2 separate regions of the Mus musculus genome follow, and region 2 is linked to region 1. A link is a loop called in an ENCODE intact Hi-C map of the cell type or tissue named here. Cell type or tissue: heart. All regions are shown on one strand. Links, peaks and the distances in the headings refer to the core of each region. The heading gives the core; the rest is flanking DNA.

The links. Hi-C counts contacts between places; a loop is a spot of excess contacts. Peaks named below come from ENCODE experiments on the same cell type or tissue, not always from the same donor. Only the 100,000 strongest peaks of a DNase experiment are listed, where the experiment ranks them.
Region 2: a loop joins it to region 1, with 1.8 times the contacts of the local background. A loop is called at or near these places in 2 of 42 quality-filtered maps.

What each region holds. Positions count from the first base shown.
Region 1 is chr17:10,365,075-10,376,215 of GRCm38, reverse strand. It overlaps Gm39565 (a long non-coding RNA gene), which reads right to left and starts at 4,652. Exons shown (of 3, transcript XR_876405.1): 1 at 4,571-4,652; 2 at 3,381-3,492; 3 at 1,437-2,325. In heart, for the core only: no CTCF peak of the experiment used is centred there; DNase peaks (open chromatin) are centred at 4,015, 5,275, 5,685, 8,945 and 1 weaker place; H3K27ac peaks cover 6,842 bases.
Region 2 is chr17:10,447,342-10,458,482 of GRCm38, reverse strand. All of the region lies in intron 4 of Pacrg (PARK2 co-regulated), which reads left to right. A230009B12Rik (RIKEN cDNA A230009B12 gene) reads right to left here and starts at 2,267. Exons shown (of 2, transcript NR_077237.1): 1 at 2,140-2,267. In heart, for the core only: no CTCF peak of the experiment used is centred there; DNase peaks (open chromatin) are centred at 5,522, 6,622 and 8,362; H3K27ac peaks cover 4,336 bases.

The DNA of each region.
Region 1 (11,141 bases), core at 963-8,962:
GAAGGCAAGGACTGCGGACACCATGATTTTAGGGCTTATTTTATAACTCTGACCTTCGGAACAAGTGAACTTTGTGGTTGTAAGTCATGGGGTTGTGGCAATTTTATATGTAAGTAGCCTCAGGAGATTAATACCACAGGGGTGTGCTGAATAATAGAGTTTGAAAATAAGAATATCCTAGCTCACTGTAGCGTGCTATCAAAGAACCAGATTTGCCTTCCAAGCAGTCACCTACACTCATTTGAAGAGTCACATCCTCTTGTGAACCAGGTATGTAGTTGTTTTGCTCATTAGCATGATGCAGGAGGTAGAAGGGAGGTTGACAAGGATTCTGAATCCGTGCTCTGGAGTAGCTGGGTAGCAAATGCCTTGCCCAAGCACAGCGGTTCTGAATGAGTTAGTATCCACCGCCATGTTCCATGACACATATAGCGAAAGAGATACTGTTATCCCGCCCAAGTTCTCCCATAGGATATTCCAGAAAGGGCTTAGCAAATGCCATGGTTGGATATGGATTGAGTGTGTCCTCAGGGACTCAAGTGTGGGCATTTAATCCTTACTGGACCTGTTAGATGGGTGGAAACTTCAGGCCTGGTGTTCAGCGGTGGGCCTTTAGGAGGCAATTGGGGGTAGATGGGGACTTTAGGGTGCAGCCCCCATGACTGGTGTTTTAATTAGGTGTCTGTTGGTTCAATACACACTGTGACCAAGAGCAACTTGGGGAGGTAAGGATTGATTTCACCTTACAGCCCAACATGAAGAGAAATCAAAGCAGGAACCTTGAGGTAAGACTTGAAACAGGTCATGGCGGAGTACGGCTTGTGGTTTGCTGTCCATGGCTCTCTCAGATTCCTGTTTTATCCTATCCAAGACCATCTGCTTGTGAATGGCACCACCCATAAGGGGGTAGTCCCTTCCACATCTCTCTCTCTCTCTCTCTCCCCCTCCCTCTCTCTCTCTCTCTCTCTCTCTCTCTCTCTCTCTCTCTCACACACACACACACACACACACACACACAAACCTGCATCATAGACTTGCCTACAGTACAATCTGTTAGAGGTATTTTGACCCCAGCATGTGTCAAGATGACAAAACAAACACAAACACAAACAAAGAGTAAAACCAAACATAAAACCAGGAAAAGCAAACGGAAAACCCAGCACAGTTTGATAGTAGGGTCCTTATAGATACCAGGTCTTTGTAGGAAGACAGACACCAGGCAGGTCTGTGCCCTCTTTCACTTGCTACTTGATGGCTCTGCATCACCTGAGGTCTCTTGCAGCAAGGCTGTCACCAAGGCAGCCCCTGAGCCTTGGGCTTCATACTTTGAACCTAAATAAACCTTGTTTCTTTATAAAGTACATAGACTCAGGAATTTCATTATAATAACAAAAAAATGGGTTAACAGAGCAAAAATCACTCCACCATTAGTGCAGAGAACCAGTTTCGTGTGAGTGTTTGATGTCAGAGCTGATAGGACTGTGATTTTTTTAAGGCTCCCTGAATGTTCTGGTGCAGAAGAAGGACATTCTGGAGATAAGGCCCGAGAGAAGCATGAAACAGCCATCCTAAAGTCACACGGAGCGACACTTGTGAGCTGAAGGACAAATGCTTCCAGTTCTTGCTGGTCCTTATGCAGGAATCCTGCCGCTGAGGCCCACAGTCCCCTTGCTTTGGATCAATGGCAGTGCATTGTTCTCCATAAGACCTCCCGCCCAGGATGGCTGAATGAAACAGTTGGCACTTTTCGACACAGGCCCATTGTGCTTCTGCCTCCAGCCCCCTTACATTGTTCCTTGGAATGTTCTTCCTCCACCTCATATCACCCAAGGGCTGCTGTCCCCAAGGCTGTCCAGCCTCCAGATCAGATTGTCTATCAGCCCTCTTCCAACGGAGCAGTCAGCAGCAATCTTCACACTCTAGACCAGCAATTGGTTGGTCCACACATCCTTCTCGTCTTATCTTGTGCTCTCTACCACATCCTAGCTGCAGGTTTGCATGCCTGCCCACCCTTGTCACCTGCCTAAGGAATAGCTGTCATGCCTGGGTTCTTTGTATTATAAATGTCAGAAGTACACACCGACAAACATCATACACAGGAGTGAAGGCAAAATCCAAGACTGGGACCCTTCTTTCAAGCTCCCACCCTCTCTCTGGACTGACCCCATAAAAACTGTCTCCACAGAAGCAGTCTCCTGCCCCAGTAGGCACTAACAATACAAACAGATGTTTCAGGGTATCACCACAAGGCAGGCTCCTTCTGGTATCTGGAAGGTCTGGGGGAGGGGTGCTGCTGGGCATGCTACGCAGTGTACACTGTAGCCCCTGAAACAAAATGAGAACAGTGCTGAAGTGGCTGAAGTCACTGTTGACATGCTTTTGATACACGAAATTCAAACTGACAGACAGGCTGTGTGGAGCTGGATCCCATCAGGAAGTACATTGCTTGGAATTGGTTTTCTCCACCCCAGCCTCGCCCTCCTGTTTCTCTCTGGGGTAGTCCCAGAGGCTTAGAGAAGGTCCCTGGCTAGGAAGAGGACGTCAAGGGTGTCCCTTCAAGGGGTGGAGGGCACATGTTCTCATATCAGAGGTTGAATAAGAAGATGTTGTGCATATTATTTGAATGTGTATATTATCGTTTAAAGAGAAATATGACAGGTAAGTTCCAGGTGGTTTAAGATCCCTTTGATATGCTGTACTTCTTCACTCTGCCTCCCCCCATCAACTCATCTGGGGGCCAGGGCTCTTCCCCTCCCCCACCTCTACCCATATCCACTCCCTGCAAAACCCCTATATGGGTCCGTCTGTCCCCTTGTTGGGGCCCCATCAGACTGGTGGGTTGAGCTACTAAGACAAGCAAAGGTGTTTTCAGTTGGGACTATTTCCTGTGCCAGCTACTAAGGTTAGAGGTCCTCAGCCTTCCTAATGCTGTGACCCGTTACTACAGTTCCTCGTGTGGTGGAGACCCAGCCCCCAACCTACTTTGTTTTGCTACTTCATAGCTGTAACTTTGCTGCTCTTAGAAAGTGTAATGTAAATATCTGATACACAGGCTAGCTGGTATGTGTGTGACCCCTTTGGGGGTCGCAACCCTCATGGTCTCAGTTTTACCAGGTGCTTAGCAAGGATGGAGTCTCAGGTCTGAGTGGTCAAGGAGAGTCTCCTTCATTAGCAGGGTCAATGAAGAGAATTTGTTTTCCAGGTGCCTTTCCCAGGCCCCACTGAACATTAGTAATGATGCCCGTGTGTGGAGTACCTACATGCGTCAGACACTGTGGTGTGCAAGTCACACACACACACACACACACACACACACCGCCATCAAGCCTCCGTGCCAGCAGGCTCCTGCATTTGGGCCCCTCCAGCCCTTTCAAGCACACCTGGAGTGCCTCCAGCTATTGTCTATGGCCACCTGATCCACAAGGGGGTCCAGCAGAAACCAAGCTTCTGGCTCCACGGGCATCTTGCACTTAGCGTTCCTGAAAAATACCTCTGTGGGAAGAGTTTTGGCAAATCAAATCATAAGTGCCATGGAATCAATTCTTCGAGACTCACTGCTGTGCGGCCCAGCCCCGGAAAGCAAGAAACACCCCGCTATGAGCAACTGAATTTCAACATCTGTGGCCTGTCATCAGGTTTTGTTTTGTTTAGTTTGTCTTTTTTTTTTTTTTTTTTTTTTAAACTGGGTGTTATTATACAGCCCAGGATGGCCTCAAACTCATGACTGTAGCCTCAGCTGACCCTGAACCAGCCATCCACCTTCCTCAGAAATCTCCGTGCTGCAACCACAGGTGTGTACCATGCCTGGCTTCCCTTTGCTTTCTTCCATCATCTTTAGAGTGGAGGCCAAGTGCAGTCACACGCCAAACAGTTTTGCAGAACTTAAAAAAAAAAAAAAAAAAAAAAAAAAAAAAAAAAAAAAAACCTAAGAAAAAACTCTGATAAGCCAGCGGGCATTCCTGACCCTCCCTGAACATCCTCCCGGCTGAATTCCAGCCTCCGCTTTTCTCAGGACGCCCTTGGGCTCTGCAGATGGGGAGGAAGAAGGTTCAGGACCAGCTAAGGGTATAATCTCCATCCCGCAGTCAGAAATATGCAAAAATCAGAGAACTCCGTGCCAGCGATGACCCAGAATCCACAGGGCACCCAACGGTGAGAAGCTTATCCACACCTGCACACCGCCGCTCCAAACTGCACCTTGGACTGTGTGAGGCAGTGAGCGTCGGCAGTGAGCGTCGGCAGTGTGCGCACCTCTCACAGTGACCTGAAGAACGCTAGGGTGTGAGGTACCAGCAACTCCACATAGGAACAGAGGGTGCTTCCCCCCCCCCCCCACCCCCCACCCCCCGGGTAAAAACTTGCTCTGTCCCTAACCAGAAAGATCTGAGGGAGACATTTCCCTTCAGGCCCTGGGTGGGGCAAGAAACCCAGGGGAACAGAGCTTACTTTTCTGGTTACAGTACAGATGCTGTAATTAGCACCGTAATTAACCATTACAGGAAGTAGTCATCCTCCCACAGACAGGACCAACATATAAAGAAAAAAACAAAGCAAAACCGGATGCTGCTACCTGGGATTGCTCCCTGTCGGCACTGTGCGTCTGGGGATGCACTTCTGAGGAAGTGTCTTGAAGATGTTTTGCCCTCAGAAAGTCAAAAGGGAAATGCCGGGGCTGAGGGGAAAGTAGGGCGATGGCTCGGTGAGTGGGTGAGAGGTCATGGTCTACAATCATAAGAGCTGAGTTCGAATCCCCATACACCACAAACACTTACACATACAAAGAAAATTCTGCTTAAAAAAAATTGTATGTGTTCGTGTGTATAATATATACAAGAGGGGGTGTGCACATGTATGCCCACACATATGAAGCCAGAAGTTGGCACAGTCTCCCCATTCTTTCTTAGTTTTTGAGACTGGGTACCTCACTGAACCTAGAGCTCTCTGATTTGATGAGACTGACTGGCCAGTGATCCTTCTGCCTCCATCTTCCCAGTGCAGCTTTTATGTGGATTCTGGGCGTCAATATGCGCAGCAAGTATTTTGCCAATGAACTATCTCCCCAGAGCAATGGTGCTTTCTTTATCTGGTGCTGTTCAGGCTGCGGGCATGAAGAAGGGCAGACCTTTGCTCCCTCTTAGTACTGCTTCTCTGTGGTCCGAGACATTGCTGTGGCTTGTGGAAAGACATGCTAGACAGAGCTGTCATCTCCCTGTCAGCAACAACACGGGAAGGATCCAAATAGCGCCCGGGAGAGTGGCCCTGCTATGCTTGAGGCTGCAAAGGAAGGAATGTAGCCGGCCACATTCATTTCCTTCTTTGATTTTTGAGAGGCCAAGTTTCATTTCCCTAAAGGACATGAGGACTCGCACAGCCTACCCTTGGTAGGAGCAGGGGACAAAGCTCTAAGCTTTGGAGCAGAGTATGCAGACTTAAGATTCTGAAAACCTCACAGGCCTGAAGATGTTCTGCCTTGTGGCCACACACCTCAGTGATGCAGGGGTGAGGTGGGATAGCGCTGGGGTACACTTGTGTAGGGAAGATCTAGTTCACATTCTTCAGAGCTGTGTCTCAGTAGCAGGAATCAGCTACCCCTTCAAGCCTCTGGTGCATTTTGGCTGGACATGAAGCCTTTCTTATCCGTGTGGCTATAAATGTCTGGAGGAAGTGAGTCGATCCTGGCTGATGGACTCACATCCACAGTTTCTCCACAACACCATGGCTGCTTGGAGTACACTTCCCCAGCAGGTCAGCAGGGCCAACAGTGCAGGCCAGTGCCTAGGCAGGGCCCCACAGTTAGCCCCACCGCCCCGCCCAGCCCCACCCAACCCCTGTCCTTGAAGCTATTGGCTGCACCTTCATTCAGATGGAGAGCTAAAGTGTTGGTGACTCCAACCGGAAGAGCCCCTAGCTGCCAAATCAGCTAGCAGGATGGGGTCACCAATTAAATGCAGAGAAACCAGATCCAGATCGTGGCGGCCGATAGAGACCTGCATGACGGTGCCATGGAGATCAGTCACCGGACTGAATCAGCATAGCATCTATTATGGATGACGTTTGCCAAGCCAGAGAGATGAATTGAGTGCTTTATCTTGAGCCAGTGACAGAGATGCATGACTAGGATTGCACCAGATCAATCCAGAGCCAATAAGTCATGGCATCCAAGGGTTCGTCACAGCTGAACACTGGGCCTGGAGATGGCTTGCTGTGTAAGCATGAAGACCCGGGTTCAAATCCCCACAAGTTGGCCAGGTAGTACACACCTATACAGCCAGATGAGAAGTGGAGACAGAGGGATTCCTGGAAGCTTTGGGGCCAGCAGCGTGGCAGACAGAGTGAACAGCAAGGAATCCATCTCAAGAAAGGAGGAAGGGAAAGGACCAACACCTTAAGGTTGTCCTTGGACCTCCATGCTATAACACAAACATGCCTCCACACACACTTACACACACACACACACACACACCATATACACACAAAACTATATATACTATATACCTATATAACTACACAAACCTAACCACACACATGCATATGCCAAATGCACATAACTATGAATACCATACACAAATAGACTTAACTATATACCACACATATCTACATTGATCACACACATAACTACACAAACTATACACACATACATACACACACATAGCTGTACATATCACATACCCCTACAATACACACAAACACATAAGCCACACACCACACACACATAACCACAAATACACATACCTTCACAGGCAAGCATGGAAACGTGCAAAAACACGAGCATGCACACACATGCATAAGTACACAAACCAGCCCAGATCACCTACACATATGTACTCACACAGATAAACCCTCATGCAGTGTGTAACTCACACAGTTACACACTCTCACGGGTACACATAGGCAGGACATCCTTCAGCTCCTCTTTATGAAGCTATAGTGACTGCTCCTTTTTGTGTCAATGTCAAACACCATGGAATGACCATTAGAATACTCAGAAGGAAACAGAAATTGTTAGGAGGGAATATGTTCAATGGTGATATTGGAGTCAGAGATGGTACCGCAATCTGAATAGGGCCTTTGTATATTGAAGCGAAATTGAAGTCAGGAGCGTGGGTATATACCTGCAATCCCCAAACACATCAGACTGATGAAGGAGGATCCAAATCATGAAGTCACCTAGACTACAAAACAATACTCTGTTTCCAAAGAGGCTGCGTGTGTTTATGTGTGTGTGTGTGTGTGTGTGTGTGTGTGTTTAGGGACAACAAGAATAAGCAGAGTTTGGGAAGGGCAGTGACAAGCTGATCATCAAGAAAGAAAGGGTAAGTGATAGAGGGCCCAGTGGATAGAAGCTGTGCAAGCACCAGGTCTTGAAGTCAACGCGACCTTCAGGATCCATGTAAAAAGCCAGGCATGCTTGTAACCTGTGTGCTCCATATGTATACCTGGTCCACAGAAGTCAGAAAAAGACATCAGAGGCTAGCCAGCATGCAGAGCAGAGACAGGTGGGGCCTGGAACTCACTAAGCCAGCCAGCAGAGCAGAAATGGATGCTGCAGGCACAGTGAGAGACCCTGGCTCAAGGCAAGAAGAAGACAGAGAATGTTAAGGGGAGACGTCTGTTGTTCCGCTTTGACCTCTGCATGCATGCGCACACAGGTGTGCACATACTCTCCACCAGCACCACACGCATAGATCGCATACAGAGAGAAAGAAAGACGGGTAAGGAATGCCTGCCCGTGGCCAGTGCCTCAGCCCGGAGAGAAGAGCAGCCCTTTGAAGTGTGGGTGGGGTTTGCAGAGCTGCTCTGGAAATGTCAAAGCTTTTCTGACAGCATTATAGAAGCTCACAGATCAAGAGGACAGTGAGTATATTATATTTTCTATTTCCCCAGCAAAGCTGAGGTGGGGGCGGGGGCGGGGGCAGGGTATCCTGCAGTTCAGATTGACTGGGAGAACACACCTTCACCCGTGAGTCGTACCTGTTAATGAAGCACTGAGCAGGAGCCTCAGAATTCCTGCCAAGCCAAAGATGGGCCCCAGGGACACCTTAAAGTACCAATATTTACAATAACTACCTATGAAGCCAGGTTTGGTCCTCAAAACTTGTAACTCCAGTTCTCGGAGATCTGATGCTCTTTTCGGGATTCTGTGGGCACCAAGCATAGACATGATGCACATATACACATACAGGCAAAACACTCACATATGTTAAAATAGATAAGTAAACTAATCGTAAAGAAAAAGCAATATCCAACAAACGCTCACCAGGCACCACCAACATTCTTGTGAAGGCTGCCCTCACCAATCGAAAAGGAACGTGTTTTTCATTTGATATGCATTATCCCCAAACACCACTTTGCCAAGCTACACGTAAATAAAATGTAAAAATAAAGACGCAGAATCCAAACCACAAAGCCTATAGTCTAAAAAAGTGCAGAAAACCAGAATCCAAAAACAGAAGAAACTTATTCTTCAAAACATCACAAACTCTAAGCATTTGCCAAAACAGCGGGAGTTATGTGGTGTCCTCAGTGGAAGTTGGTTCGAAGGCCCCTTGATGGCATGTGTCATGTGCCATGTGCCAAGTGTTGGTATCCAAGAGGAGGAGAAAGAAGTCGGAAAGGCCGTCTAGCAAGAAGCAACCTGAGGGGCAGTAGCTAACCTCAGGTGACAGGGCAGATCTGGAGAGTGGGCTGGCAGAGTTAGGTAAACTTCCATTTGTCTATCAAGCAGAACACCCTGCTAGGTAGATCCCAACTTCACTGAGAAGTCTGGGTTATGCTTGAAGGGAATTCAGCAAGTTGGAGGCTTCCAGGAAACCATTACCGTGCTAGGGGAAATTCTGTGGGCGTAGGGTGGGAAGAAAGGCGGGGGTGGGGGGGTGGGGTCTGCAGAAGCTCTGGGGATTGGAGTCACCCACTGTGTGGAGGGGAAATAGAAACTGACAACAGGAAGCAATGGCCCCCGCAGGTCAGAGCCTGGCTGGATATTGTAGAGAGGGAGGAAATTCAAAAATAACCCAGTAGTCTTTAGTTTCAGCAACTGGGACATAGGGATTCACCTGGTGATTGGGACACAGGAAAAGATAACATTACAAAGCAGACATTGTGTGGACCTTGGCTATAGATATATTTAGCTGTACAAAGTTGTGGATTTCGCAGTAGTGGATTTCCTCCAAAAATAATAGGAAGTCAATGGCTAGACATGGTCTGGGTAAGTAGAAGAAAATATAAAATGTTCCACAGTAGCAAAGACATGGGTGCTGAAGAGAAGGCTTCAGAACACAGTCCCAGGCCAGACTGGGCCATCTGACCCACGAGAATGAAGGTCTTCAGAAAAATGGCTGAATGAAGGCTGGAAGGATGGCTGTCTAGCATGCCCAAAGCCCTGGCTCAACCCCCAGCCCCCAGCACTGCACAAACTGGGTGTGGTGGGACACACCTGGCAGATGGAGCAGGCAGATCAGAGTCTCAAGGTCATCTTGGCCACTTAGCAAGTTTGAGGCTAGACTAGGTTACCTGAGACCCTGCCTACTATTGCGTTGATACCAACTGCCAAGCTGTCGGGACAATGTCACAGGAATTTCTTTCTTATCCCAGCGAACATTTCAGTCATTCACACTCTTTCTTATCTCTTAATAATTTTTCAGGGAATAATCCGAGATAAACAGAAATGGTTGCAAAAATCCTCTAGATTTTGTCACATCCCGTGAATCCTCCCCCCCCCCCCCTGCTCTGTGACAGCTTCCCTGTGTGCCCTTGTTTCTAATGACCTTGGCAATTCCAGGATGTCTTTTGTAAATGTTCCTCGGTTTTATTTCGTTTTGTTTCTCTTACCTTCTCTCTAGTGAATAGACTACAGCCAATGGGTGTGTCACCTTGCCTCAAAGGCACAGCCCACCTGAGATTTACTGCTGATAATGTTTGCCTTGATTACTGGCTGAGGGAGGGTGTACCGGGAGTCCCCCCCCCCCCAAAACTCTTTGTTCTTAGGGAGAAAGGCAGTAGGTCCACTGACCTCAGGGAATGAGGGTGGCAAAGTCTTGCTCTGTGTGTTGGGTGGAGGTCAACTATATAAATAAAAGGAGGGTTTTTCATTGAAGAGTCCCCATCCCCACCCAGTCTTTTCTTGACCACTCATTTAAACATTCAATCATTTATTCTGTTGCTACACACACATGCATATTCATGTTACACCTTGGGCTTACAAAACGGTAGGACTTTACTTCGTTTTCTTTGCTTACTCTTACACAGCTCTGGCCCGGGGCTGGGGCTGGGGCTGGGGCTGGGGCTGGGGCTGGGGCTGGGGCTGGGGCTGGGGCTGGGGCTGGGGCTGGGGCTGGGGCTGGGGCTGGGGCTGGGGCTGGGGGTGCATTCTAAGTTGGCGGATGAGTTCTTTTGACAAGCTCTACTTCTTAAGCTAAATCTAAGTACTCCCCTTTCTTCTTGCCGCAAGATGCTTCAAGTTTCCCTTGATCCAGTTCTAGAGAGCCATTTAACTAAAGTGCTGTGGAGAACGGGATTTAGAATCTAACCTGTGGAGCTAGGATGGATGTGGTTCTTCTGGGGTGTTGCTTCTCCGTTCTCATTGGACAGAGCTGGGAGATGCATGCACATGCATGCTCCTTTTATGCAGGGCTGCTTGGTTTAGCTCAGGCTGCTCTCGTCCCTGAACCAGTCGCCCCCAACCCCTCCCCGAACTTACAGCTTCCTGGTCCCACCAAGAAAAAGCTGTCTCTCAGCAGCCTCCGTTGTTTTTTCGGATTAGTGCAGCCCCAATACATGTATACAGCTACTTAAGGTTGGCAACCTGTAACCCCACTGAACACTGTTATCTGTGCCTTTGACATGATTATTAATGTGCTAGCTTTGTGCGTAATAAAATGTTGAGGGAGAATACTGAGATGCAAGAAGATTCTCGTAATCAGCTGGAAAACTGAAGCTGAATAAGAATCCGAATTCACCGGAGTTCAAAAATAGATAAATGACTTAAGTAGCGAATAATAGAGAGCCGGCTCCCAGCGCCTCGTGTGAGGTGAGCAAATAGGTGGAGGGTTTGATTGACCAACAACCCGGGACATGATGGTGTTGCTAAACAAAACCACTGGGTGAAAATAGAATAGTCCAGCTGAGGCAAGAAAATGCCTACT
Region 2 (11,141 bases), core at 1,487-9,486, 82 kb before region 1:
TCCCTGGTCCTTCTGTACCTTGCTTACACATTAGGAGCTTGCCTGGCACCCCAGCCTCCCGTAGGACATCCTCTGTTGTCAACTCTAGTCATGTGGGGGCTACAGTTTCTGAAGGTGTAAAAGCTACTAAAGCTAGAACTCTTTCATCCAATCTGGCCCCAAACAGAGAGTCATGGGTAGCACTTGTGGGAGGGAGATGGCCAGCCAGAGCCCCAGTCTCAAGTCCTGGCTCTAAGCGGATGTATCTGGCGAGGGATGAGAGTAAAAGTTCTTGCCCTTGGTGAAAGGACAGGAAGGCAGGTTCCCTCCAGAGCCTGCCAGGGTCTGTGTCTCAGATGTGTTCGTGTTCCAGAGAGATTCCTCCTGCCATCTTAGAGAATTTTTCTTCAAAAAGGAAAAGAGAGGCATTGGGTTTCTCTTGCCGTTTTTAAATCCCTTCAAAAGGCAACTTGAGTCAACTTGATGTCTACTTGAGTCGACTTGATGCCTACATTGTCCCATCTCACTTCAATTCTTACCACAAATTTTAGAGAAAACTGATGCTTGGTGCTTTTAGGCATGTAGTTTAGAGAAAAAGAAGATTTTATACACCATGTGAATTTCATTAAGTCATAGAAAACAGGTGAAAGTGACAGTGTAGCTCAGAGTTAATGCCTTTACGATGTACTGTCCCTGGCCTAAAATCAGTAAAATAACCAACTGTTTACTTAATGTATTTTTAAAAAATCACCTTTTTCCTCAAGACTTTATAGATTTACACATTAAGAAAACTAGAAAGGATGACAGGTTAAAATTCAAAGCAAATTATTCCAACTCCACAGCAGACGAATAGGGGTTTGGGAGACTATTAACTTATAATCATTTATCCTGTCCTTCATGGTAATGATGTGGCCAGCACCACAGGTGACCAAGTCACTTGGCTCCACACAGGCTCAGCTCAGGAACTCTTCTCTTTTTTAGTCAGGGTTGAAGGAGGAACCTAGGGGTAGAGCCAGGGTCACCAGAGAGGCCAGGTCTGAGAAGAGATGCAGCCTTGAAGTTAGATCTGGGGAGTGTGGCTGGAGCCAAGGTGGGTGTGGCTGGAGCCAAGGAGGGTGTGTCACTTTGTATTGTTGACTGAGAGAAAGGTGAGGTGAGGTCCACCACATCAGGAGTTCAAAGGACGGACGCGTGTGGTCAGCTGAACAGAAGCATCTGGGTCTCAAGCCAGTGCAACCCCTGCAGGCCTCCCACCGTCCGTTCAGTGCAAACACACATGGTGGGAGAAGTGAAGGGATGGATGAGGGTGTGCTCTGCCTCACAGCCAATGGTGTCACCGCCAAGTGGGCTTGTCCGAGAGGAAAACACGCCTGCATGCCTGTGTCCCTCTGTCCTCTTCCTTCCCCCACCCACCCTTCTTTTATCTCTTCCTTTCTCTTCCTTTCTTAGTAATGATGATAGTCAAAGCTGAGCTCAATAAACACAATACCCTACCATTCACCTTATCTACAGCTGTTTCCACCCACGCAACAATAACAACAACAACAAAAGAAAAGTGAGATTAAAAACCAGGAAGTTGATTTAGGTAAATTCACACAGACATCTTTCCTCCTGCCATACAGGACCTGCCGGCTTGAGTGGAAATCCCGTCCTTAGAGCATATTTAGGTAAATGATAACCATCTGTTGAGTTGTACCCAAAGCTAATGGCCAGCAGACATCTCAGCCCATGATTCTATCAATTAATACTACTTCGTGCAGAGTGCAGCACACAGGCACATCACTTACGGGGCAGCGCTGGCTCTGTCTGTTTCTGCACATTCTTTGGTGAGTTTCACATGCAAGTGCCACACTTGCCTCCTGCTAGGCTGTAATCACTGTAGCACTCTCCCCTTGATTTATAGGGCTCAATTATCTCTCCTCAGTCATATGAGATGTCTTTTCTAATAAAGGGCCAAAGAGTCTGAGAGGCAGCATGTGTGCCGCACACACAGAAGGGTGATCAGACCAGGGCAGGTTTTCCCAGAACTTAGCAAACATTCACAAACAGGGGAAATTGGAGTTGCTCATCCAATATGTTTCAGTCTCCATGGACTCAGCTAATAAAGTAACCATGGAAAAATTAAATATGTGTAAACCAGAGCACCTTTATGGTACTTACCGGGTTATTGCGTTGTGTCACTTGTAGCAAGGACGGTTTCCAGGCTGCAGGGGGAGAAAGAAAATCTTTTGCTTTTATTTGAAAAGATGATGATGTCTCAAAATACTACGGAGAAAATTGTGTCCAAATGAGTGTGCCTGGACCTGAACCAACAATAAACGGGTCTGCCTCATGTATCACATGCTGCAGATGAAATGGGCCTTGTTTTGTGACTCTTTCCATCTGAGCGCAAGTGCCTTTTGCTCTACCAAAAGAAACACTGCATTGTGATTAAGTAGATCTGGGTTTGTATCTCTATCACTGTTGTCTTTTAAACAGTCCAGATATATTTAAATAAATGCATTAAGCCGTGAGACCAGGCATAGTCCTGTCTTTGTCTGGCCTCTCCCTGTAACCGTGGCCCAGGAACCACCGTCTAGGAACCATGGTCATGTATTGTATTCCTGATTCCACTCAAGTTCTGAAGCTGTAAGTTCTGTCTTAAACAAACATCCCTATCACTACAGGGTCTGTCTGTCCCTCAGCAATCCCTTCCTGGATGTTGTGAGGATAGACTACGACAGGGGAGAAAGTGACAAACACCTGGCTTGGAGTCACTCCAGCCACAAAGAAGTGCCACACCTGAGCTGTTCCTGTAGTTCTGTCTCTGTCCTGTGCAGACACCCTGGGATATGCCTGCACCACCCCCAACCCCAGTCTTTAGAGTTTCCCTGTGTAGGTGCTGTGACACACACGCCTCTTTCTGTGTCTGTTCAGAACTTAGCATTTTCATTTCCAAGACAGCACATGGACTTGAGCCCCCATGTGCACATGTAGTCACAGCAGGATGAGAGGGTAGTACACTGCCACCTCTTCATAGCTGAGTCTCTGGCCCCATATGACCCCTACCATGATGCCCTCCAAGCTCTACCCCCAATCCTTTCTTGTCCATCCCACAAGTAACTAAAGTTGCTTAAAGGCCAAGGAACCTTGAGCTAAACTCTGAAATCCTGACTTGATTAACTGTTTTAGGGGGTACACGGCTGATCACTGATTTTAGGGGTACGTGTATGTTCACATGGGAGCTGCATGTGCGCACATGTATATGTGTGATGTGTGACCAGAAACCAATAGTGTTGTCTTTCTCGGTAGCTCTCCACCTTATTTCCGGAAACAGTCTCTTACCCACCTGTGTAGCCAGTGGGTTCCAGAGAGCATCCTGCCTGTCTCCCTAGTGCTGACACTGCAGGTGTACCACCAGCTTTTATGTGGGTCCTGGGGACAGAACTCGGTTTCCCATACTTAGTGGTCACCCAGGTTTTTTGTTTTGTTTTGCTTTGTTGTTGTTGTTTGTTGTGGGGAGATGTTTGTTTTTCTGTTTTGTTTTATTGTTGCGTTGCGCTAACATTTAACCTTGCTGAAATGCAATGGCACACACCTCTAATCCTAGGCAGAGTAAGGTGGATTCCTGTGAGTTTTAGGCTAGCCATGGCTATATGGTAAAACCCTATATCAAAAAAATAAAAAAATAAATTAATCTAGGCACCTAAACCGCAAGTCCTGGTGATCAGAAGGAAAGCCATAGGCGCTGCCCCACAGTGGATGAATTGGCTAGTGATCACAGCGGTCCTAAAAGGATGTGATGCAGGCTGTGATGACCAAGCCTTGCCGCAGAAGCTCGCCAGCGCTCAACAGTGTCACTCAGGGTCTCCAGTTTGAACTCCTGGCATCTGTGCTTACCAGTGATTCACAAAGATGACTTCAGCACCACGTGTGCCTTCAAACAAATCCCAAGTGTCTAATCTGGAGGTTTGCTCCAACCCAGGGCATGGAACAAGGAAAGGCTGTGCACTAAGCACCGTCCAATTATGACTTCCTCAGTAGATCGTCCTCTAAGGAGAAATGCCTTTCCTAAATGGAATCTTCCATTCTTCCCACTGCATTTGGTCTGTGCAGAGTGAGTCTGTGATATTTTTCTATGAATTGTAATCTAGGCCCTACCACAAATCATCAGCACTTTCTGTGGTGCTAGGACCACCCAGCCCGAAAGTGTGGGCCTTAGGACGGACATGCTCTGGACACTGGAGATGCACGCTGTTCCTGGTTGTCAGAGCCCCCTGTCCTGGGAGAAGCCCTGCCATGTAAGTGTGTGCTTCAGAGAACACCAGGCTCTGACTGTATCTTCTCCCACCAGACCCCACCAGATCCCAGCAAGGGCCAGTGAGGCTGAGCATAACCCCCAAGCGGGAGAGGGCCAACTGTGGTAGCATGACATATCACCAACTGTGAAGTATTACTTAATTTCCCAATACGGCAGTACCCTCAAAGGTACCAGCCCATCCAGTGGCCAAACTAAGTCTTCATTTTGATGTAATCTTTTAGGAGAATAAAAGTACGTAATGCTAGAATGTAATGCTTTTTAGACAATAATGGTGATCGAGTATAAGGTTTTAATGTTGGCAAACAACATATTTCAGCCACTGAGAAATCACATAGCAATAAAAACTGCTGGGGCTTTAAAGAGGGAAATAAATTGCTACTCAACTCTGAGTGACCATCTAGGAAGTAACTGTCCCCGTGTCAAAGTGAGGTGGGGATAAGAGGGCTTCATCCTTTCTCTCTGCTCTCCTCTACCCCTGATGCTTTAAACGTCCATTTCTGTTTCCCAGATTATATTTTCCAACAAACAGTATTGATTTCATGCATTTCATCATTTATACTTGAACTAAATAAACGGGGATGTCATTTCTCCAGAGAACGTTAAATTCTCTAGATTTTATCTCTGAATGTCAACTTTGGAGGCATGTTTTTAACACAAATAAGCTCCATAAACTATTTCTGTTAATAACCGTCAGGTCTATAAACCATCATCTTTTCAAAATGTGCATTTCTGTCTGAATTATAATTACTGCTTGAAGCAAAATATAATTTAGTAGTTATATGACTTGAGGTGCTTTTGATGTCGCTATAAAGGACCCTTATTGAGCATGGCTTTATTTGCTAGGAACCAGCTGACCCACCAAGGCCACCGCATACAAAGGTGGGCATTGGTGGTTCCTAGTTGAGAAAAGGCAGGGATCAAACTTCCTGGAAAAGCAGCCCCCGGTTTCTCTTCTGTTCCTTACCTGTCTTCTCCTTGATGTCTCAGTTGATCTTAGCTTCCAAACCCTTCATCCCAAACACACACATGCACACATACATGCATGCATGTGATCGCACGCACAAACACACACACACACACACACACACACACACACACACACACTACCCCTGCTCGTTCTCTGCTCTGCTGAGCTCCTAGCCAGCAGCTGTGCTGGGGCCCTTGGGCTTTCCAAGGAAAAAGTGTTGAAGGCAGCCTTTGACCTAGCCCCAGAGCATTGTCTTCTCCACCTCAGTTCCTGCACCAAAGGAAATGAGACCATCTTCCTCTTTGCCTCCTGCATACACCCACATCCTACAGCAACAAAGAGCTCCACCTCTTTACCCCATGAGTCTGACCCCTCAGGACTCCAACTGAGGCCTGTCACCTGGGATGCCACAACTGCTCTACAAAATTCTACACAGCAAAGGACAAAGTTGTCCACATCTGTGAACCAGATACAATGAGCCTTTTAACGATGGTTTGTTTGATAATGGCCAGGGGCCCAAATTAAAATTGTAGGATGATGATGGGGAAATGGCTCCAGGTCTGAGTTAACATGCTCCAAGCCAGGAAACCACTTTCTTTCTAGAAGATTAACTTTACAATCTAGTGAGCACTGCTCATTCCAGAGGGCTAGATAAGGTCAATAGTGCACTGCGCATGTGCATTAGTAGTGCACTGGATATGTACATCAGTAGTGCACTGCACACATGCATCTGTAGTACACTGGGTATGTGCATCTGTAGTGCACTCTGCATGTGCATCAGTAGGGCACTGCACATGTGCATTAAGGATGCATGGGTATAAATGGGTGCTGCCTGGGCTGAGGAGGGTGCTCCCCTTCCTTTCATGAGACACACACTAGGCTCTAGAATCTAGAGCACCGGGCATTTGCCTCTGGAAAACATTCTCCTAAAGACTCCCTACTCGGTGTTACAGCTCAAATCTGCTCTGCTTTTTCCCAGAGTCCTTCATTTCTGCCTTTTGTTGACTATTTGTGTCTAGATTTAGCTAAATGTCAAGAAGTACAATGTAGTTTGTCTCTTATGCCACATGGACATGTATTCTTTAAAATTTAACGTGCTAAGTAAGCCATTCTTGTCATGGCTGTTCTGACATGAACACACAGCGAAGCACAGGACTTGACACAGAGTGGGGCCAGAACACAGGGAGCTGACCAAGACCCCATGAGCTCCTCTAGCAGCTGGAAGGCCAGCTTAAAGTACAGTGAAAAGCCATCTGCGAGCTGCCTCCGGTCAAAGCTACAGTCTTTCCAATTAGATGCCCCACCCCATAGCAGGCCATCTGTGACAGTGGCCCACAAACTGCTATAACTTCACCACAGCCCATCTGAGAAGACTTGCCACTGCCCTGTCCCATCTGTGAACCAAGGACATTTACCTCCCCTTCCTTGGCCCCATCCAGATCAAAAAAAATTCTTGGCTGCCTCTTTCCCAGTGAACTGCTCTATTCTGTTTTGTGTTGTGTTGTAAGCAAGCTCCTTTGAAAGGACAGACTCCTGCCAGGCAGAAGCTCTGAGTACTGGTGTAGTTTGTCATCTGTCCCCTGGGGACCCCACAGACTTTCCAATAAAGCCAGAGATGGTTCCATAGCCCAACCCCCCTCCCAGACACAGCCACCTCCATACACCACAGAATGGCAACTGGTACCAGCATTTCTGCTCGGCCGAAGGCAGAGATAACAACAAGAAAGAGACTTGGGTGCCAGGCAGAGAGGTTGCCGAGTGTCTCATGGGTATGTGGAGAGGGATCATGTGCCCCACGAGAAAAACATCCCTCTTTGTGTTCCATTCAGCTGTCACTAAGAATCAAAGAAGGCATTGGCATCCACTGTTGTGCGCAGGACTCGGGCTCCCAGCCGGCGGCATCACTCCATTCTAGCCTTACATTGTATTTATTCAGTGTCTTTTCAGCATTGCATGTGAGGTTGTATTTGCATTTGGGGGGTATTTAGGGGCCAGTGTTAGGATTTTGTTTTGTTTTGTTTGCATGCACTTTGTCAAAAGAAATCTTCCTGCCAGTCCTCAACTATTTTGAGTATTTTCACACTCGTGCTGTATTATAGTAGAAGTGCATTATTCTGAGAAGCAACCTCTCCCCTGCACATCCTTCCTGTGCCTATCAGGATGGGGTAGCGGGACAGCCATCACTTCATCCCGCCAAGCCCTACGGCCCTAGTATCCAAGAGAAATCTAAGTCTAATAAAAAAAAACTCGGACTAGTGCTAGTGAGAGGGTCATTTGCCCAGCTGAACTAGATGGCCAGCTCCATTCCTGCAACCAGCCTTTGGGCTTGCTCTCCCATGCAACTCAAAGTCAAGAAGCATATGTTTACACTGACAGCTTTTTTTGTTCCCCTGGGGAAAGGGTGGCAGCAGTTCTGAGGCAGAGAGGAAGGGAAGGTGGAGTAACCAGCTAGAAGTGCATTCAATACACTCAGTCATCAGACTCCGTCTCCACCATCGGGAGCATCCACAGCAGAGCCCTTGGGCAACATGCCGCTCTGACCACTGACACCATTCTTACAACTGTCCCTAAGGCCACCGACACTTCCCCCAAGAAAATGACAGTTCCACCAAGACACAGAATAGGCGTCAGAGCCACTGAAGAACAGAAAGTAATGTAATAGAGACCTTTGCCCACTGACTGCCTAGACGAAGCCTCTCACCGTTGTCAGTACCGCACCCCATTATTTAACAGTATATGGCTATAAATTTATCAGTAGAGATGTGTGGTGTCTATCCACTCGGCTGAAACTCCCTACAGGACACCCTAGCTTTCTGATTGCCACCTCTTTTGCAGGACAGGAAACAGAGGCCTGGGAACTTTTCCAGTCTGGTTGCCCTGCTCAGTAGAATGATAGCAAGCCATCTCAGAGTTAAAGCTGTCTGTGCCCCAGGCGGGGCCTGACCACACTCACTCTCCATTTAGAAGCATGATGCATGTTCACAGGTCAGAGTAACATGAGCAGAGAGGTTAAGCAACACAAAACCATCCCCCTTCGCCAGGTGCCTCCCTAAGCCAGAAACTCCGCCGTTAGGTCATCGCTCTCTGAGCTAAGGCATTCCTGCCGGTCTTTCCAATGGAAAAACCTACAGCGAAACCAGAGCCAAGGAGCCCACGGGGCTGAGGAGGAGCCTGAGCCTGCCTGTCACTTATGGCACAGCCGCTGAAGCAAGGGCTCTAAATCCCACCCCGCAACGGACAAGCTGGCTCATTGTTACCCCACACTTGGTCTTGAAGGACAAAGCAGTTGTGAAGGATCACCAATGTCAGCACATAGTCTGGGTTCCTTGGCTCAGAGCGGGGCCCCGTGGGCTCTAGGGAATGCAGAGCGCCCTCTGCTCAAGGTCACTCACTACCCAAGGCAAGGCGAACCAAAGGTCTTGCAGACAGTGTGAATGAGAGGTGGCACCTCTTCTCAGCCTGGGCCCACCCACCCACCACAAGCCACCCACCCACCGCAAGCCACAGAACCTTGGAGACCAATGCAGGGCCCACCTATCCACTGGGTACCTGTGAAGCAGGGCCAGTCAGAGCAGAGATGCACCTGGCCTTTCACACTGCCTGGGGCTCCAGTTTCCTTAATACACTCTTCCAGTCAGCTACGTCATTATACAAACCACAGGCTTTCTCAGGCTTTCCCATTCCCATCGGTGAAACCTAGGTTTCTACAGCACAAACTAAAGAGCTTGTGACACTGAGCAGTTAATGACATCACCTGGGTGTAAACCCATCATCCTCTGAGGACCCAGGACCCCGAGGCTGTGTCCCTGGCAACATCCGGATGTCCAGGTCTTCCCTGGATGCAGCCTCAATGCTATGTAGATGTCACTATTTCCAAGGTATGAGGAGAACAGGAAGGGAGAGCGAGCAAGGAACAGAAAGGGCCACCAATCCACAAGGGCAGAGTCAGCTCCAGGAAGTCTGTTTGTGGCCCAGTGTAGCCCATAGGGTTTGGGAAAGGCTACCAGGCAGGCAGGTGACCCAGTCCACGCTCGGAGGTTGTTGATGAGCAGTGGCCTCTCCAACGCATTGAGGCTACCAGCCTGGTCCTCTAGGTCAAGAGCAGGCCCAGGCACCAAGCAGGAAGCTGGACTCACTGATGGTTTGTGTGTGTTGGCAGGTCAGTGAGAACCTGGGATGTAGGGCAGAGCCTGCAGCCAGCTGCTCTGACCCCACAAAGGTCTTGGGTTTGTGTTGATGTTGTTGTTGTTGTTGTTATTGTTGTTGTTGTTGTTGTGAACAGCAGAACCAATCATTGTTAACTGTGAAACTTGCCCCCCTGCCTCTGGTCTTAAGAGCCTGGCTTTGTGGTGTTGCACACTCTCTGAATTTTTGGTAAATTCTTAAACAAATTTGAATAGTCTTCATTTAGCAGACAGGAAGGCTATATATCTAAAATAAATTTGTCTCTAATATGCTGTATCTCAAAAACACATATCAGTCAATCCTCCCCCACTGATTCTGAATGTCTGCTTTATTAGCTACTGAATTCCAGCTCTTAAGTCGGTGTCTTTGTGTTCAACAAACACAGGAGCGATGCAGTCCTGGGTGCTGGAGACAGAGCAGAGCGCACAGCCCAGCACTTAGCTGCTTCTGCAGAGAGACTAGTGGAGGAGGAGTCAGGCTAAACAAAGGCAGCCACAAACTAGACAGTCTACCAGGTGGGGATAAATTCCATGAATGAAAAGTAAAGATGTGAGAATCCAGAGTAGCCGAGATACAGTTTAAAATAAAGTACTCAGGGAAGAACAGGACATGAAGGGGCCGGAGGAGGGGGGGGCATTGAAATTGCAAAGGATGATGGGTACATGCAGGAGAAAACAGCATGTCTGTGCTCTGAGGCCATGGCAGTTACAGAGAAGGGAAGTGAGTGGCCACCAGCTCAGGGAGAAGCTGACGCTGTCTCTGTACAGATCACGGCTCAGTTGATTCGAGGGTCAGAAATGCAGCTTACATATCTGGAGAGCAAAGGTTCAACATGACGGCATCTGTCCTGTGGGTGTGCATGTCCACTCCCCATGTGTGCAAGGCACAGTGGGCATCCCGAGCTGGCAGACACGGGGCTCTTGTCTCAGTCTCCACTCTCACGGGGCCCACTCCCATGTGATAAGAGTCTTTGGGGCCCAGCTTGTCTCCAGTTCAGCATGGGTTCACAGCTCTGGTTCCCACTTCAGTACATCCGAAGAGACCTCTTTTTGCAGGTATCTTTATTTTTACTGTATTTTTATTTACAATTTTATGTATGTTCACTTTGCATGCTGGCTACTTTCACCTTCTATCTCCCTCCCACTCCTGGGCATTCTCCCCATCAATATCTCTTACACACACCTGCCCATTTGCTTTGGTGTTTGACCCACTGAGTTTGGTCAGGGCCTTCTTCTGTGCAATGGTGAATTTGGAGCCAGCCATGGGAATCTGGTGGTTTCAGCAGCGGGTCACAACTAAAGGCAGCGATTCACCCTGCTCTTTCTAAAATCAATCAGTGGCCAATAGTTCAAAGGTAAAGGGTAGGGTCCCAGGCTCCCTCTCCCTTCCATAACTGCCTGTCGGTAGGACTGGTCTTGTGAATACCCACTCTTGCCATGACTTATTGATCACAATAGGTGTTTCATGTCTAAGGACCAGCTTTTTGGAGCCCTTCACCCGGTGTTCTGGTCTTATATATGCCCCACCCACCCTTCCACAGTTGGACTCCTTTAGGGATGGGCCCACAAGCATTGCTTAATTTATGCATCTTGTGTAGCCATGAGTCGCCACAGACACTACTGTTTTTTGAAGGAGAGGCTTCTCTGATGAAAGCTGTTAGTCCATGTCTGTTGGTATAAACATAGTGTTTCAAAGGCATTTGCTGCCATG